2 separate regions of the Mus musculus genome follow, and region 2 is linked to region 1. Evidence: chromatin loops called from intact Hi-C (ENCODE). Cell type or tissue: left cerebral cortex. All regions are shown on one strand.

The links. Hi-C counts contacts between places; a loop is a spot of excess contacts. Peaks named below come from ENCODE experiments on the same cell type or tissue, not always from the same donor. Only the 100,000 strongest peaks of a DNase experiment are listed, where the experiment ranks them.
Region 2: it touches region 1 in a loop (4-fold over the local background); 1 of 42 quality-filtered maps calls a loop at or near these places.

The regions. Positions count from the first base shown.
Region 1 is chrX:100,665,798-100,669,797 of GRCm38, forward strand. It overlaps Kif4 (kinesin family member 4), which reads left to right. Exons shown (of 30, transcript NM_008446.2): 8 at 1-51. All of the region lies in intron 2 of Gm52438 (a long non-coding RNA gene), which reads right to left. Among named protein-coding and RNA genes, the nearest start is that of Kif4, 42 kb to the left of the region's middle. In left cerebral cortex, no CTCF peak of the experiment used is centred here; no DNase peak of the experiment used is centred here.
Region 2 is chrX:100,714,213-100,718,212 of GRCm38, forward strand. It overlaps Kif4 (kinesin family member 4), which reads left to right. Exons shown (of 30, transcript NM_008446.2): 23 at 1,369-1,539; 24 at 2,059-2,166; 25 at 3,119-3,196; 26 at 3,725-3,823. All of the region lies in intron 2 of Gm52438 (a long non-coding RNA gene), which reads right to left. Among named protein-coding and RNA genes, the nearest start is that of Gm52438, 13 kb to the right of the region's middle. In left cerebral cortex, no CTCF peak of the experiment used is centred here; a DNase peak (open chromatin) is centred at 2,148.

The sequences.
Region 1 (4,000 bases):
ATTATTAATATTGATCCCCAGGCAGCTGAACTAAATCATCTTAAACAACAGGTATAAGATTTTATAGGCAAGTTACAAATATGTGAATGGGATGATAGAACGTCTATTTCTTTGTTCTATTTATACTTTTAAAATAAATCCTAATACTGTGTTTGCTATCCATTTTAAAGATTGGGGATGCCATTGGGGATTTTACTGATAAAAGAATAAAGTGTAGCAGATAAAGCAAGAAACCTTTACAAGAGCCAAATCCTGACGTTTCTTAATATGTTCTGTTAAAGATCTTGGAACTGGAAAGTACTGAGAACTACAGATTTTAAGAGTGATGAAGTGTAGTTGAGGGAAATCTGTTTTCTGTGCACTTGTACAGAAAACACATGAAAAGTGGCCATGACTAAAAAGAAGCAAATAAGCCAGGCTTTGCATTAACCTGGGTGAGAACTGTGGCCTGAATTAAAAACAGTAGCAATAAATATGAAGGAAAGGTAACACAGAAGACAAGGAACAAGAGGAAAATAGAGTTTATGGGGTTTGCCTAGTTGCAGAGTTAATGTAGGAGAAGAAAGTCTGGTAGGGGGAGCCAAGTTTGATCTTCAAGTTTCTTACTTGGATTACTGAATAAGTGTTATATTGACCAAGGAACGCAGATGGAAACCCAGAGTCGTACATGAGAACAGAAATGGTATATTTAGTTTGTGAATTTGAAAGACATGTGGGAAATGTAAGTACAAAGAACGCAAATCCAGGTGGCTGCATGGGCTGGATGTAGAGGGTCTCGGAGGAAGGATAAGGAGGCAGCTGCAAGAGCAGTAGCAGTTAGATGGTTTCTGAACGTAGTGAGCAGATGAGTACAGCAAGAGGACTCACAATGTCTGCTAAAGGACGCAACGAAGAGGTCCAAACTCACAAGCTGAAAGCACCGGCACTTAAAGAATGGGAAAGGAGAGGCAGATAAGAATAGACAGGAAAAGAAACTAATAACGTCACCAAAGCCAAGGAAAGAGCATTTCAAGGACTGTTGGCATAAGTATAAATTTACAAAGAAATATTACGTTGGAAAGTATCTATTGGGTTTTTTTTTTAATCTACAGGGAAGCTGTTGGCAATGACTATGAGGTCAGGGAAGTACTAAGAGCCAGTCATGGGATGATAAATAGATTAGTAAATAAGTGAATGGCTTTTTGTCCAAGGAGGCAAAATGAGAAAAGGCAATGGTCCAGGTAATCAAGGACAACGAAATATAAGTTTGTATTTTAAATATGGGAGAGCCTTGAATAACTGAAAGAACTAATCAGACAAGACTGAAACAGAACCGGGACTAAGGGCAGTTTATCTTCTAATTGCAAGCAGATGGGTAATAGGATAGGGAGAGGGCTTAAAGAGACCACACATGGCTTAAAATCACTCAACAGAAATGGAAAGGTAGCTAACTCCATGTAATGTGTGGCCCTGTAAAGATGACTTACAGAGCAGCTCCGTCTTGGGGTAGGAACTGAGAAGGCAGGAATTGTATTGATATGGGAAGTTTTGAGGGTTTCTGCTTGCTTGCTTGCTTGCTTGCTTGGTTTGTTTGTTTTTTTCGGCAGAGACTCATGTAGCACAGGCTGCCCTTGCCCATTTCTGTCGTTGAAGAGCGTCTTGCTTCTGTCTCCTCATTGCTGGGACTAAAGGTGACCACCACCATGTTCAGGTGTTGATCTAGGGTTTTTGCTTTCTTTGTTTTTGTGTTTGTTTCCCTTTGTTTTGAGATAGGGTCTTACTATGTAGCCCTGACTGGCATGGACTCACTATGTAGACTAAGCTACCTTCAGGTTCACAGACATCAGCCTGCCTCTGCCTCTCAAGTGTTAAAGGTGCACATCTCCATCCACGGCCCTACCCATGCAGGTTTAAAAGCATCACGTTTTCCTGCATGCTAGAGAATAGAGGACTTAATTTCCACTTGGAACTGTATTTCCCACCGTCCAGTACTCCCTCCTCCATCTTCCTCCACAGTGATGATAACTATAATCTCTTTTCCCTTTTTCTTCTTCAGGGTCTCTGTAGAGAGTAATAGTAATTATCTGCCTGTTGGATCTTCTGGTCACTTTCTAATCACTTCTTTATTCATCCCAACAGTAAATATTTATCTAATCATTATGTGACAAAAACCATACTAACATAGATATCTTGTTGGACAAAACAACAGTTTCTGCCTTCATGGAGTTTATTGTCTGGCGTGAGAGATAATATTTAAATAGTTAGATAATGAGCTATCATAAACTGGGATAGTTTGGTATAGTATACTATGAGAGTATATAGTAGGATTTTCTGTTATACATCTAGCCTGAAAGCAGTGTTTGAACTGAGATGTGAGGGCTTTATATGGGAATAAATTACAGGAAATAAGGAGGAGTCCTAGGGAGAAGAGTAACCTATCAGGAGCATTGACACTGTAGTCAGGTTACCCAGGTTCAAGACCAAGTGCTCTATCTTACTGTGTGCTTTGTAAAAGGTCTTTGTGCCTCCATTTCCCTGTCTACATAATGGAAATGATAGCACCTGCTTCCTAGTGTATTGTGGATATTAAATAAGTTGTTACATTTGAAGAGCTGAAAAGGGTGCCAGTGTGGCTACTGTGCAGAAAGCAAGGAAAGAGTATTACTGTGTGGGGCTAAAGGAAAGCTGACATCTGATCAAGGATTTGTAAACTATAGAAAACTATTTTAAGGTAGGTGGTCACACTGATGGTTGACACTACTAAAAGATTGCTATAAGATAATCCAACTTATGAAGTGGATTAAAGTGGTGCAAGAACGTGTGGATCCCATTTAAGAAGGCACCGTAGTCCAAGTGAGACTTAGTATTGGGGACTTGAATTTAGGATGATAGAAGTAGTGATAAGGAAACATAATCAGCAGATAAGGGAATGAGGGTGTGGTCCCCAGGTTTGGCACATAGAACTAGATATGCACTGACCTAGAATCACTGAGGATTGTAGGCAATGAAATAGAAAATCAGGTCAATTATAAAGTTTAAAATTAAGAAAGATAAAGAGTTAAGATAAACTTAGAAGGCACAAATTTCTACGTGGTAATTGAAAGAGTAAATGAAAATTAAGAATATAAAGAAATAGTATACAAGATAATGATCTTCGGGAGACTTGGTCATTTATGGGATAAGTGAAACAAAGATGAACCAAGGGACAGCAATCAGAAAAGGGAAATTAGAGAGTATAGTATCTGGTAAGCCTGATGCTACCAGTCAATAAAGTAGAATGAATATTGGAAAATACCTATACTATAATAATCTGGGCAAGCATCATATTGAAATAGGTTAATGAGAGATGAATAAAAAGAAATAAAGACTACTGGTGTGAACATTTTCCTTGAACTTTAGAAAAGAGAACAATGGGGCAGAAGTGAATGTATTTTAATAGGAAGGAGATGATAGAAGGAGAAGTTGAAAGTCTGGCAGAGAAAAGAGGCAGTAACGAGTGAGGCTCCAAAGCATTAACAGAGACCAGCCCAAGGGTCTGGAAGAGAATGTTTCCACATAAGCTCTAAGGCACTTAACTGTACCTGACAACTTCGTGTTGTCGGGCTTATATTATTATTTCCTTCTCTTTCTCATTTTAGGTTATTCTTCAACTACATGCAGACTTAAGAGTAGAGGCCATATTATATTTCTGTTACATTGCATATCCCAGTGCTTTGATTTTTTTTAAAAGGGGATACTTAATGAAAACTCACTATGATACTTAGATAAATCAAAGACACAGCTCATCGTCTTCTACATAGCAGTTGTTCATGTAATGCTTATCTTTTTATCATTGATTCATTAGCTCTGATGTATTCTGTAGTGCTTAAAATGTACTTAAGGTTTCAGAGGCATTGAGTAAAATTACCCTATTGCTAATTGTAGTGACTTCATTACAAAGAGATAAGCAGCATTTTGCCAATTGAAGTGGACAGTCTTGACTGTGTATTCTGGTCTGGCTTAGTGCTCAGGAACTCACTGT
Region 2 (4,000 bases), 48 kb after region 1:
ATATATATAGCAAGTATACATTTATGTGAGCTATTGATTGTTACTGGAAAAAAAAAACAGAAGTTGTTACTGGTTAAGCATAAAGTATTGTACTACCTTGAAAAACATGTATGGGATGTGTATTTAAAAACTTGAGACACCCTCTCAAGGAGAAAACTTAATCATTAGATAGATAAATAGATAGATAGATAGATAGATAGATAGATAGATAGATTCATTTTAAGGAAAATTGATTTTTTTTTGGTTTCTATTGAGACATGAGTGTTTCTGTGTAGCCTTTTGCTGTCCTGGATCTCCCTATGTAGACCAGGCTGGCCTCTAAGATCCCAGAGATTTGACTGCCTCTGCCTCCAGAGTGCTAAGATTAAAGGCGTGCGCCACCATACCCAGCTTTCTTCATTGATCTTAAATGTACGGGTTCATCATAAATTGTCAGAAGATGAATCAAAGCAATCACTCAAGCGATACAGTTCCCAGATCCACATTGCAACACTTTATACAGTCTTGTCTTGGGCTAACAGACTTATTCTGCTAAGTAATCCTAACTAGTCTTAGGAATACTGCTCATTATCTGGGCTAGTATTAAAAATCAAAGTAGGCCAGTACAGGATATCTATCGGTCTTGCCTAAAGACGTATATCTAGAAAGATCTATGATTTCAGCAATCAAACTTCCAGGTTTTTGCCAGGCATGTTGGTATATACCTGTAATCCCAGCACTTGGGAGGCAGAGACAGGCTGATCTTAATGAGTTTGAAGCCATTTAGTTCTAACATGTAAACAGAGATTCTGAGACAGAATTGGCTAATAAGCTGGGTCCTGTGAATTCCTCTTTAAAATTTAAGATCTACTTAAAAGTTTCAGAATTTTGGAATTGTCAGATACTGTCCATGTTAGGTTTATTCTTACCTTGAAACAGAGCAACAGATAAATGACCCAGTTGTGGCTTCTACCCTGTCTTTGCATAAATATCAACTTATGGCCTAGGAATGAAATGGTCCTTTTAAGGGGCTGGAGAGATGGTTCAGTGACCCCACTTTTGATTCCTAGCACCCATGTGGTGGCTCACAACCATCTGTAAGTCTAGTTCTAGGAGATCTGACATCCCTCCTTAGGCCTCTGCAGGCACCAGACATATTGTATACAGATATACATGCAGAAAATACTCACGTACACCAAAAATAAAAACAATTAAAGCCAGTAGTAGTGTTTCAGTTCACTATTAGAATCCACATGACATGGGGGAAAATGAGAGTGGACTTAGACTTTCTTGGAAGCACATTTATCAAACTGTTTCAAGAAAGGTGCCCAAAGAATGGGAGAAGATAGATCCTTCTGCAAATGCAATGCCTTTCTCTTACCTTTTCAGCTCGTCTCCTCCAAAATACTGGTGAGCAAACTAGAAAGCAGCCTGAATCAGAGCAAGGCCAGCTGTATTGACGTGCAGAAGATGCTGTTTGAGGAGCAAAATCATTTTGCTAAGATAGAGACAGAGTTAAAAGAAGAGCTGGTCAAAGTGGAGCAACAGCACCAAGAAAAGGTAACTGAGCAAGAGAAGGAGTTACGGCGAGTCATGGGCGGCCACTGCCTGTGCTTGGTTAGTTTTTAAAAGGGGTAGAAGCTGCCTATCATGGTGCTGATGCCTATAAGCCTAGCACTCTGGGAAGGTAAGGCAGAAGAATGCTCTTAAATTTAGAGCCATTCTGGACTATACTGGGACCCTGTCACTATTTGAAAAATAAACAGGCACTAGTGGCCCATGAAGCTTCCTTCGAAAGTTTATGTGGTCTTTTCCACATTTTGCAAGTAAGTAACCGGAAACAAAAAAGACTTGTCTAAGTGGCTCATAACCACTGGCTCAAAGTTTCAGGTGAACATGCAGAGAGGTTAACACCTCTCCTAGGCTTATCACTTTGGACCATGAAAAGACAAGACATTCTTCCTCTTTAGCTCACAAGGAAGTTCCATGGACCAGGGCTTGAGCTAGAGAACATCCTTTCCCCTTACTCCTGGGATACCCACCCCACCCCCACCGCGTGCTGCCTCTCTCTTTCCTTAGGTGTTGTACCTTCTCAGCCAGCTGCAGCAATCCCAGATGACAGAGAAGCAGCTGGAGGAGTCAGTTAGTGAAAAGGAACAGCAGCTGCTGAGCACACTAAAATGTCAGGTATGCAAAACATGATGGAGAATCCTGACTCATCTGGGCCATAGCGCTTGCAGCAGAAAGTGACTAACCACCAACAAACCAGAGCCTTTACTCCTCCTTTGAGGTCCTGTTGGATCTGGTTAGGGGGAAATCAGCGAAACTCCAATAAGAGTCGCCTAACTTTCAGGGCTAAAACCGAAGCCTCCATGTCATACTCAGGACTCCTGATTCTTGTGCCTTAACCCTGAGCTTTAGAGCTGAAGAAGCACACTCATCTAGTAGTTCCTTAAAATCTTGATGGCAGCGGGCTAAAGTGGGCTTTGTGGTGAAGCTCACTTAGTGTTCTTGCAGAGGGCTTGAGTTCTCGGTACAGGTCCGTCAGCTCATGAGTCCATGTAACTCCAGCTCCAGGAGGAATCCCATACCTGGCTGTCAGCCTCTCCAGGCATCTGCACTCAAAGGCACATACACATAATTAAAAATGATAAAAATAAATCGAAAAATTCCTAAGGGCATTCAAATATACATCTCTGAGCTTGTTCTGATCTGAGGACTGACATGTTACTAAAATGTCCAGGATCTAAAATTCTTTCAAAGGCTGGGAACACCACGCCCTTTAGAAACATGTTGGAGCACTACTTTAGTCCAACGTAGAGTCTGTCTCCAGGGTTCCCTCAGCTTTTCCCACCTTAAGACATAACCAGACTGGTTAGAGTTATATACATGAATCCTGTTGCCTTAACTGCCAGCAAATTGAGTTAGGCGCTATGCACATCATAGGTAAGAATGGGAAAGGGCAAGAATGTTTGCTTCCTTCAAGTGTATTCAGGGATGTTGGGGGAACACTGAAATATAGAGGGAAAAAAAAAACATCAGCTACTAGACAGTTGAAAGTAGTGTTTTCATCTGAGCTGTTTAGTAACTCATGTGGACCCAAAATAACCCCACCTATAACTGTGCAATCTGCAAATAGGAGGAAGAGCTTAGGAAGATGCAAGAAGTGTGTGAGCAAAATCAGCAGCTTCTCCAAGAAAACAGTGCCATCAAGCAGGTAAGACGACCTTCCACCCACTGGATAAGCCTCAGGAGACTCCCAACTGAGGCTAGCCCTTGGAAACAGCCCCCAGTTTGATAACTAGATTTATGCTGGTTTTGTGTCGTCTCCATTGAGTTTTTTGTGTGATCCAGTCATATACATTTCAAAGTGTTAGAAACACAGGTTTTTGCCAGGCATGTTGGTATATACCTGTAATCCCAGCACTTGGGAGGCAGAGACAGGCTGATCTTAATGAGTTTGAAGCCAGTTTGGTCTACATAGTAAACTCTCAGCCATCCAAGGATACATAGTAAGACTCTGTCTTGTAAAACTCACAAAGAAACAAACAAAAAATAAAGTATATCTCCTCCTGAATCTAGTAGTGATCTGAGAAAGTTAGAGTCCTCCGACTACTGTCCTGTCATGGGCCTCACATGTATTATATAACAGAAAGCTAGCTCAGGTCTGAAATCTTTGCCTTAGCCATGAATACTCCCCAAATCTGCCCTAACATTATATACTTTGTCTCTCCTATTCAAACAGAAACTGACCCTACTCCAAGTAGCCAGCAAACAGAAACCCCATCTCACAAGAAATATCTTCCAGTCTCCAGACTCTTCCTTTGAATATATTCCACCTAAGGTAAAATGTTCAGACCTGAGTGAGTGTACTAAACTTGTCGTTTGTCAGAGGCTAGAAGAGGAAGGAGTCCCAAGTAAAACTAGAGTACAATTCTAAAGAAAACAGGCATCCAGCTTCCCCAGAAGGCCCTTGGGGTCGATCATGCACAGTTATTATGTAACCCAGCTGAGAAAGAGC